2 separate regions of the Homo sapiens genome follow, and region 2 is linked to region 1. A link is a contact called in ENCODE Hi-C or POLR2A ChIA-PET data. All regions are on one chromosome and are shown on one strand. Each heading gives the region's core, a stretch centred on a gene start or an enhancer-like site at or near the end of the contact. The rest is flanking DNA. Distances are from core to core; before and after follow the strand shown.

Region 1 (3,464 bases), core at 193-2,692:
ATCCTTCTAGATCATGAGCAATCATTTCCTAGCATTTCAGTTTTGAAGGTTCGGACTTTTCAATTTGGTCACAACTGAAATATGTTAAGCTCTGAAATAAAATATCATGAAGGCATTTCACACTTTTCATCTAAAACTCCAAAGCTAAAACTCAACAAATATTTATTTGGCATCTATTATACTTATCACTATGTGGAAAATATTTTGTTTATTTTCACTCTACCTGTCACTAAAGAATATTTATGGTGACTTTACAAAGAAGTATAAGACCAGACTTTCTGTTGGGAACAGCATCTTTCCCCCTTTGACTCCCTAGTGTCTGGCACAAGCTGTGGAACATAATAGACTCTCCACAAAAATTCTTTCAAAAAATGAATGAAAACACACAATCAATTCAATTAGGGAATCAGTATACACACACATAATAAAATAACTTTAAATATAAACATACATGGATATAATGGATGCTAAAGAAGTCATAAAAAAGTAAGAGGCGGTGAGAGCAAAAGAGGCGGGGCCAGCACTGATTGAGTCCTTACCTTGTGCCCAGCACTCAGACACTAAGTTCCATTTCCCTCATGAACCTCTGATCATTTGTAGCAGAAGAAGAAATCTAAGGGCCAGGAGGTTTTGTGTCTTGCACAAGATCACACTGCAAGTCAGAGAAGGATCTGGAATTTGAGCTCAGATTTGTAAGTCTCATCGTCCCTGTTTTCTACCCTGGCTCTGCCATGAAGTGCCACCAAAGGCTTTGAGAATGGAAGGAGGCCACTGTGGGGCTGGCTGTCTGGGAAGGCTCAGGGAAAGGAGGGATGTGAGCCGCACTTTGAGCCTGGGACTTGGGAAGAGCAGGGAGGGAGAGGGCCGGCTGGCTGGAGGAGGCAGCTGGCCAGGAGAGCAGTGGAGGATTGTCCTGGGAAAGAAGAACCAAACTGTGACAGCCTCGAGAGGCTTCCTCTCCAGGGCCAGAGCTGTTCCCAGGACATGATGGCTGGGCCACCAAATTGTAGACCCTTAAATGCCAGGCTAAGAACTGAAACTTCATCCTGTAGCAACAAGAGACCGTGAAGATTCAAGCCTGATTAACTGCAAAGTCATCTTAAGGGGAGACCGGAAAATTAAAGAATACACAGAGAGGGCGTGGAAAAGCTGAAGCTCCCTTTGCTAAGGAAAGCTGAGATCTGAAACACAAGCCTGCTCCTGCCCTTCTCTCTCCCCCACCGCAGCCTGCCACCTTTCCCAGCCCTTTATGCGCCTCCCTCGCATGACACACATAATCTAGTGACCTTGGTGACTAAGGCACAGAACTGGAGAGAATGCGTCACGCCCACTCATTCCTGCCAATGGCAAAGGGCTGCCCAGTTCAGACGTTCCCGGCAGGCAGCCACAGCATCCTCTCGCTCTGCATCCAGGGTGACTCAGCATTTGCAGAGACATGAATGTGATGCAAAGTGACTCAACCTCCCCCTCCCACAGGACTATCCCAAGCTGTGGGCTCTGTCCCAGGACCAACAGGACAGGTGCCAAGAGGGCAGGCCTTCGCCAGGCCCTGCACTTGAAGAGGCTGGGGAGGCCAGCCTGGCTGTAGGCTCCCCTCAGCCGGCCAGGTGTGCCCATCCCTGAACTCTCCTGCCATTGGCCTGTGCCAGAGCTGGGACCCCATCCAGATGAAGCCCTGATTTGGACATGAGGAAAAGGATCTCATTTTTAGTAACAGCACTGCAGATAACATGACGGTGTAGCCATGTGGATTCAGACTTAGAGATGGTCACAGGTGAGCAGCAGTCAGCCAGAGCCTAAGATGCTGGGGGTGGTTTTTGGAGCACACCTCAAAAAAGTAAATATTCTTTTTTATTATTATTATACTTTAAGTTTTAGGGTACATGTGCACAATGTGCAGGTTAGTTACCTATGTATACATGTGCCATGTTGGTGTGCTGCACCCATTAACTCGTCATTTAGCATTAGGTATATCTCCTAATGCTATCCCTCCCCCCTCCCCCCACCCCACAACAGGCCCCAGAGTGTGATGTTCCCCTTCCTGTGTCCATGTGTTCTCATGGTTCAATTCCCACCCATGAGTGAGAACATGCGGTGTTTGGTTTTTTGTCCTTGCGATAGTTTACTGAGAATGATGATTTCCAATTTCATCCATGTCCCTACAAAGGATATGAACTCATCATTTTTTATGGCTGCATAGTATTCCATGGTGTATATGTGCCACATTACATTCTAAGGAGATACAAAGTATGTATTGATGTGCTGACTTTTCATCTTAAAACCTCAATACTTCATATGTGAAATTCACCTCTCTGATCTGGGGCATCTAAACCATGACAAATAAAATCTCTCACCCCAAGGGCCTCTCCACCTCTCCCACGCCCTCCTTCTCACTAAACCAGTTCTTCAACTCCAGGCTCACTCCTCACAGATGCTTTCATTCTGACACAACACTCCTGGCTTTCCTTCCTCCCTCCCTCCCTTCCTTTCTTCCTTCCTTCCATCATTCCTTCCTTCCTTCCTTCCGCATCTGGGTTCTTTGGCCCTTTCAACACAACACTGCAACTTCCCTCCCTCCCTGGTCCAGCTGTGCTCGCCCAGTTGACCTCCAACCCTGCCATCTGCCTTTCTCACATTTGCTCCCATGCAGCAAGTGGGGTGGAAGAAAACCATGAACTAATTGCTGGCACTGGAGGTTTATTGCTTCTGGTCACAACTGTCCCTAGTCTGGCAATCCTCTTTTATGTCCCTAGCCAGACCCGTTTCTAACACTCTATGGTGCTGATTACAGACCTGTAATGCTCCCAGAGTTGGGGGCATCCTGAGGTGGGGGTGGTGGCCAGCATGCTGATGTTTACAGGTGCCTCCATAGCTGAGCCCAGCACTTTGGTGTTGGCAGTACCTGACACACCACAGAGTGATTCCCAACAGGAACTGAGCACAACAGTGGATGAAGACAGGGCTGCCGGGCACGTAACAGGCTCCCCATGGGGACTTGCCAGCTCCACTGAAAGCATCTGAAGTTCCTGGGTGTCCCCCATCAAGTAGAAGTAGAACAAAGGAAGTACTGTTTCGTTTCTATCCTTGGGAAACTGCTCTTATTCCCTAGATATGCGGCCAGGAAACTCAGAAGACAGTTTAAATACAGTGCTCTCCATAAACTTGAAAAAAGAAAAATGACCTCTTTCTTTCTGGGAAAAAAAAATATCCCTTTTTCCATTTAACATGTTTTTAAGAGGAACAAACTAATGATCTCATCTCTAAGTTGAAAGTCAGAGGGTGATTGGCCATCTCTATAAACTTAACGTCTTTAATGGAGGGAAAATATTTGCAAACTTGCATCTGACAAAGGTCTAATATCCAGAATCTATCAGGAATTTAAACAAATTTATAAGCAGAAAACACACCCCATTAAAAAGTGGGCAAAGCATATGAACAGACACTTTTCAAAAGAAGACATATTT
Region 2 (3,984 bases), core at 1,201-3,700, 330 kb before region 1:
TGATAGCCTCGGGGGAGGGCTGAAGAGAACCTCAGATGGTGGGAGGCGTTCACCCAGGTTTTCGACATAGTAACTGCACAGTAAGTTACTGCAGTGGTGTATTTGTCACTTTCCATTGGATATGGTTTGGGTCTGTGTCTGTGCCCAAATCTCATGTGGAATTGTAATCCCCATTGTTGGTGGAGGGGCTTGATGGGAGGTGATTGGATCACGGGCGCCGACTTTCCCCTTGCTGTTCTCGTGATGGTGAGTGAGTTCTCACGAGATCTGGTTGTTTAAAAGTATGTAGCACCTCCCCTTTCTCTTGGTGGTCCTCCTGCTCCTGCCAAGTAAGACGTGCCAGCTTCCCCTTCACCTCCCACCATGATTGTTGCCTGAGGCCTCCCCAGCCAGGCTTCCTGTAGAGCCTGTGGAATGGTGAGCCAATTAAATCTCTTTTCTTTATAAATTACTCAGTCTTGGCCAGGCATGGTGGCTCATGCCTGTAATCCCAACACTTTGGGAGGCTGAGGCAGGTGGATTGCTTGAGCTCAGGAGTTCTAGACCAGCCTGGCCAACATGGTGAAACCTCCTCTGTACTAAAAATACAAAAATTAGCCCGGTGTGGTGGCAGGTGCCTGTAGTCCCAGCTACGTGAGAGACTGAGGTGGGAGAATAATGCCTTGAGCCTAGGAGGCAGAGGTTGCAGTGAGCTGAGATTGTGCCACTGCACTCCAGCCTGGGCAATAGAGCAAGACGCTGTCTCAAAAAATAAAAATAAATTAAAAAAATACCCAGTCTCAGGTAGTTCTTTTTTTTTTTTTTTTTTTTTTTTTTGAGACGGAGTATCGCCCTGTCGCCCAGGTTGGAGTGCAGTGGCACGATCTCTGCTCACTGCAACCTCCGCCTCTGGGTTCAAGCAATTCTCCTGCCTCAGCCTCCTGAATAGGTGGGACTACAGACATGCACCACCATGCCTGGCTAATTTTTGTATTTTTAGTAGACACAGGGTTTCACCATGTTGGCCAGGCTGGTCTCGAACTCCTGACCTTAGTTGATACACCCACCTTGGCCTCCCAAAGTGCTGGGAATATGGGCGTGAGCCACTGCGCCTGGTCTCAGGTAGTTCTTTATAGTAATGTGAGAATGGACCAATACACCGTTGGTAGCTTGGAAATGGAAATTCCTTGAATAGTTGCTCCCAGCCCCAAACACTTTGTAGAACCCCCCTAATTTCTTCCAAAGCCCTCCTGTTTTCTGTACATTTCCTCCTTTTCTTATGACTCCATCAGAAAATATCTTACATGAGGAAGAAATGGTTTAAAACATTTCTATTTACTTTCATGTTATTTCTGATTATCTACCAGAGAGCATAACTTTTTTTTTCTTTTTTTTTTTTTGAGGTGGAGTCTCACTTACTGTTGCCCAGGCGGTGCCATCTCGGCTCACTGCAACCTCTGCCTCCTAGGTTCAAGAGATTCTCCTGCCTCAGCCTCTCGAGTAGCTGGGACTACAGGTGTGTTCTACCACGTCCGGCTAATTTTTTTTTTTTTTCACTAGAAATGGGGGTTTCCCCATGTTGACCAGACTGGTCTCAAACTCATGACCTCAAGTGATCCACCCACCTCAGCCTCTCAAAGTGGGATGTTCAGTACAGACACGTTTTTCCAGCTATTTTCAATCGGAAATAATCTGAAATCAGATTATCGAAATCGGTTGGTTGAATCCACAGACGTGGAATCCATGGATACAGAGGGCCAACTATACTTGGTGGTCAAACCTACGCATGATTTCAAAGCCCATGCTCATTCATTCTTCTTTCCTTTTTTTCTACTTTAACTTTTACTTTTGTTAAAGCCACGTATGTATAGAGTGCAAATATTAAGATCACTCAACATGGCTGATTGTCAAACATTGCAGCAGTTCCCTGTCCCACTTTCCAGAAGCACCTCCTTGTAACTTTCACCTGAGTGTTTTCATGTTCATTTCCGTATTTGTAAAATATGTAAATTGGTAAATATGTAAAATGCTAGCATGTTTCTTGAAGAAAAAATGTGGGTAGTAAGTATTTGCTGGAATACAAAGATTTCACCGTCTTTTACCCGCCTGTCTCTCAGAACACAATTTAAGTCTTCTCCATTCTCTTTATCCAGTTAAGTTCTAATTTTGGCTGGCTCATTTTTCAGTGTTTATTGTGACTATGCTTGCTGAGTCACGCGGTACACAATCATTACGTTTCCTTCCTCTTGCACTTTTTTATTTTCCATAGAGTTAATAATTGTCTTCCAGTTCTATTTGCTTATTTTTCTGTATACTTGTAACTAATTCAATGCCAGCTCTTTCAATTGGGCATACCTCTCAATATGTTTAATTTCATTTTCTTGAAGAAATCTCTTCTGGATCTTCTGATCTGCTCCAAACTGCACGGGTTGCTCACACAGCAGTGACTCATCTGCCATCTTGCGTTCTGCCTCCACCCATTATCTGGGTGATTTCTTCACTTCTTTCCCTGCAGGTCTGAAAAGGCCTTTATCGTGTCATCTCATTTCATTGATAGTTTGGCTGAGTATTCAATTCTAGGTTTTAAAATTTGGAATTTGGAATTTGGAAGTTCTGCTCTGTTATATTCTGCCTTGTTACTTAAGACCTGCGTTGTTCTCTCTCTCTCTCTCGAAGTTTGTAGACTCTTTCTCTGTCCCTAGTGTTCCTATATGTCACAATGATGCACTTTGTTGTGGGTTTATTTTGTCTTCTGGGACTTGGTGGGCTCCTTTTAATCTAGAAACTTATGTCTTTCAATTCTGAGAGATTTTTCTTGAATAATTTTGCTGATGGTTTCTTTATTTTCTCTTTTTGAAACTCCTGGACAGTTCTCTAATTTTCTTATTTTTTTCTTGTCTATTTTCTATCTCTTTTTCTGTTTACCCTTCTCTCTGGGAAATTTTCCCAACCTAGTCTTCTATTGCAAGCTGCCTTATTTTAAATTCCAAGGATTATTTAAATGTTCTTTCATATTTTTTAAAAATGAGTATATTGTATTCCGTTATCTCTCTCAGGATATTAATAAGGGTTTGGGGGCTATTTTCTCTGTTTTTACCTCCTTTTTCCACTTTGCTTTGGTCTCTGGCTTTCAGATTACCGTATTTTATCGACTTTGAGAACCTTCGATGCTGGTGCTCTTAATCTTACGAGAAAGTGTCCACGAAATTATTTTGCATGGCCGTATCACGGCTGCCTCCTGACTGACCATGATTTTGCAATACTATTGATTTGTAAGGCGGATTTCAGAGATGTTCATTCGGACACATGCATCTTAGGATCAATGAAACAGGGTAAATGCTTCTCAAGTTATCTTGGGATTCTTGCCTATACTGTTTATAGTTTAAGAGTGGTGCACCAAAAATCTGTTTATAGTCTGCTCTGCATGGTGCTGGTGGTAGTAGGTGAGTGGAGGGCTTTACTGACAGTGGAATTAATTGTAAGATGATTCAGCTCGGCTGTTCTTTTTTTTTTTCATTTTTTTGTTTTTTGAGACATAGTCTCACACTGTCACTCAGGCTGGAGTGCAATGGCATGATCTCGGCCCACTGCAACCTCCATCTCCCAGGTTCAAATGATTCTCCTGCCTCAGTCTCCCGAGTAGCTGGGATTACAGGTGCCCGCCACCATGCCCAGCTAATTTTTGTATTTTTTGTAGAGATGGGGTTTCACCATCTTGGCCAGGCTGGTCTCGAACTCCTGACCTCATGATCCACGCCTCCCCCGCCCGGCCCCTTGGCCTCCCAAAGTGCTGGGATTACAGGCGTGAGCCATGGCGCCCAGCCTGTTTGTTTGTTTTTTTAAGAAACATGGTCTTGATATGTTGCCCAGGCTGAAGTGCAGTGGCATGATCATGGCTCATGGCTACCTCGAACTCCTGGACTCAAATGATCCTCCCACTTTAGCATCCCAAGTAGCTAGGACTACAGGTGTGCACTACTACACCTGGCTGATTTAAACATTTTT

Evidence for each region. A loop is a pair of places that touch in the nucleus more often than their neighbours do. ChIA-PET counts read pairs that join two places held with the same protein, here RNA polymerase II (POLR2A). Pooled maps may share reads with other maps.
Region 2: a loop to region 1 is called in a pooled map, with 3 times the contacts of the local background. The contact joins two enhancer-like sites. A Hi-C loop is called at or near these places in 2 of 50 pooled maps. POLR2A ChIA-PET finds 5 or more read pairs at or near these places in 2 of 52 experiments (activated CD8-positive, alpha-beta T cell and activated T-cell).

Annotation. Positions count from the first base shown.
Region 1 is chr6:4,356,714-4,360,177 of GRCh38, reverse strand. No RefSeq gene overlaps it. Among named protein-coding and RNA genes, the nearest start is that of LINC02533, 130 kb to the left of the region's middle. RefSeq lists enhancers at 482-1,830, 651-1,850, 1,128-1,879. Within about 2 kb of position 1,442, at least 18 of the 41 ENCODE cell types and tissues checked have a DNase peak (open chromatin) inside an H3K27ac peak, as active enhancers do.
Region 2 is chr6:4,686,662-4,690,645 of GRCh38, reverse strand. No RefSeq gene overlaps it. Among named protein-coding and RNA genes, the nearest start is that of KU-MEL-3, 78 kb to the right of the region's middle. Within about 2 kb of position 2,450, at least 8 of the 41 ENCODE cell types and tissues checked have a DNase peak (open chromatin) inside an H3K27ac peak, as active enhancers do.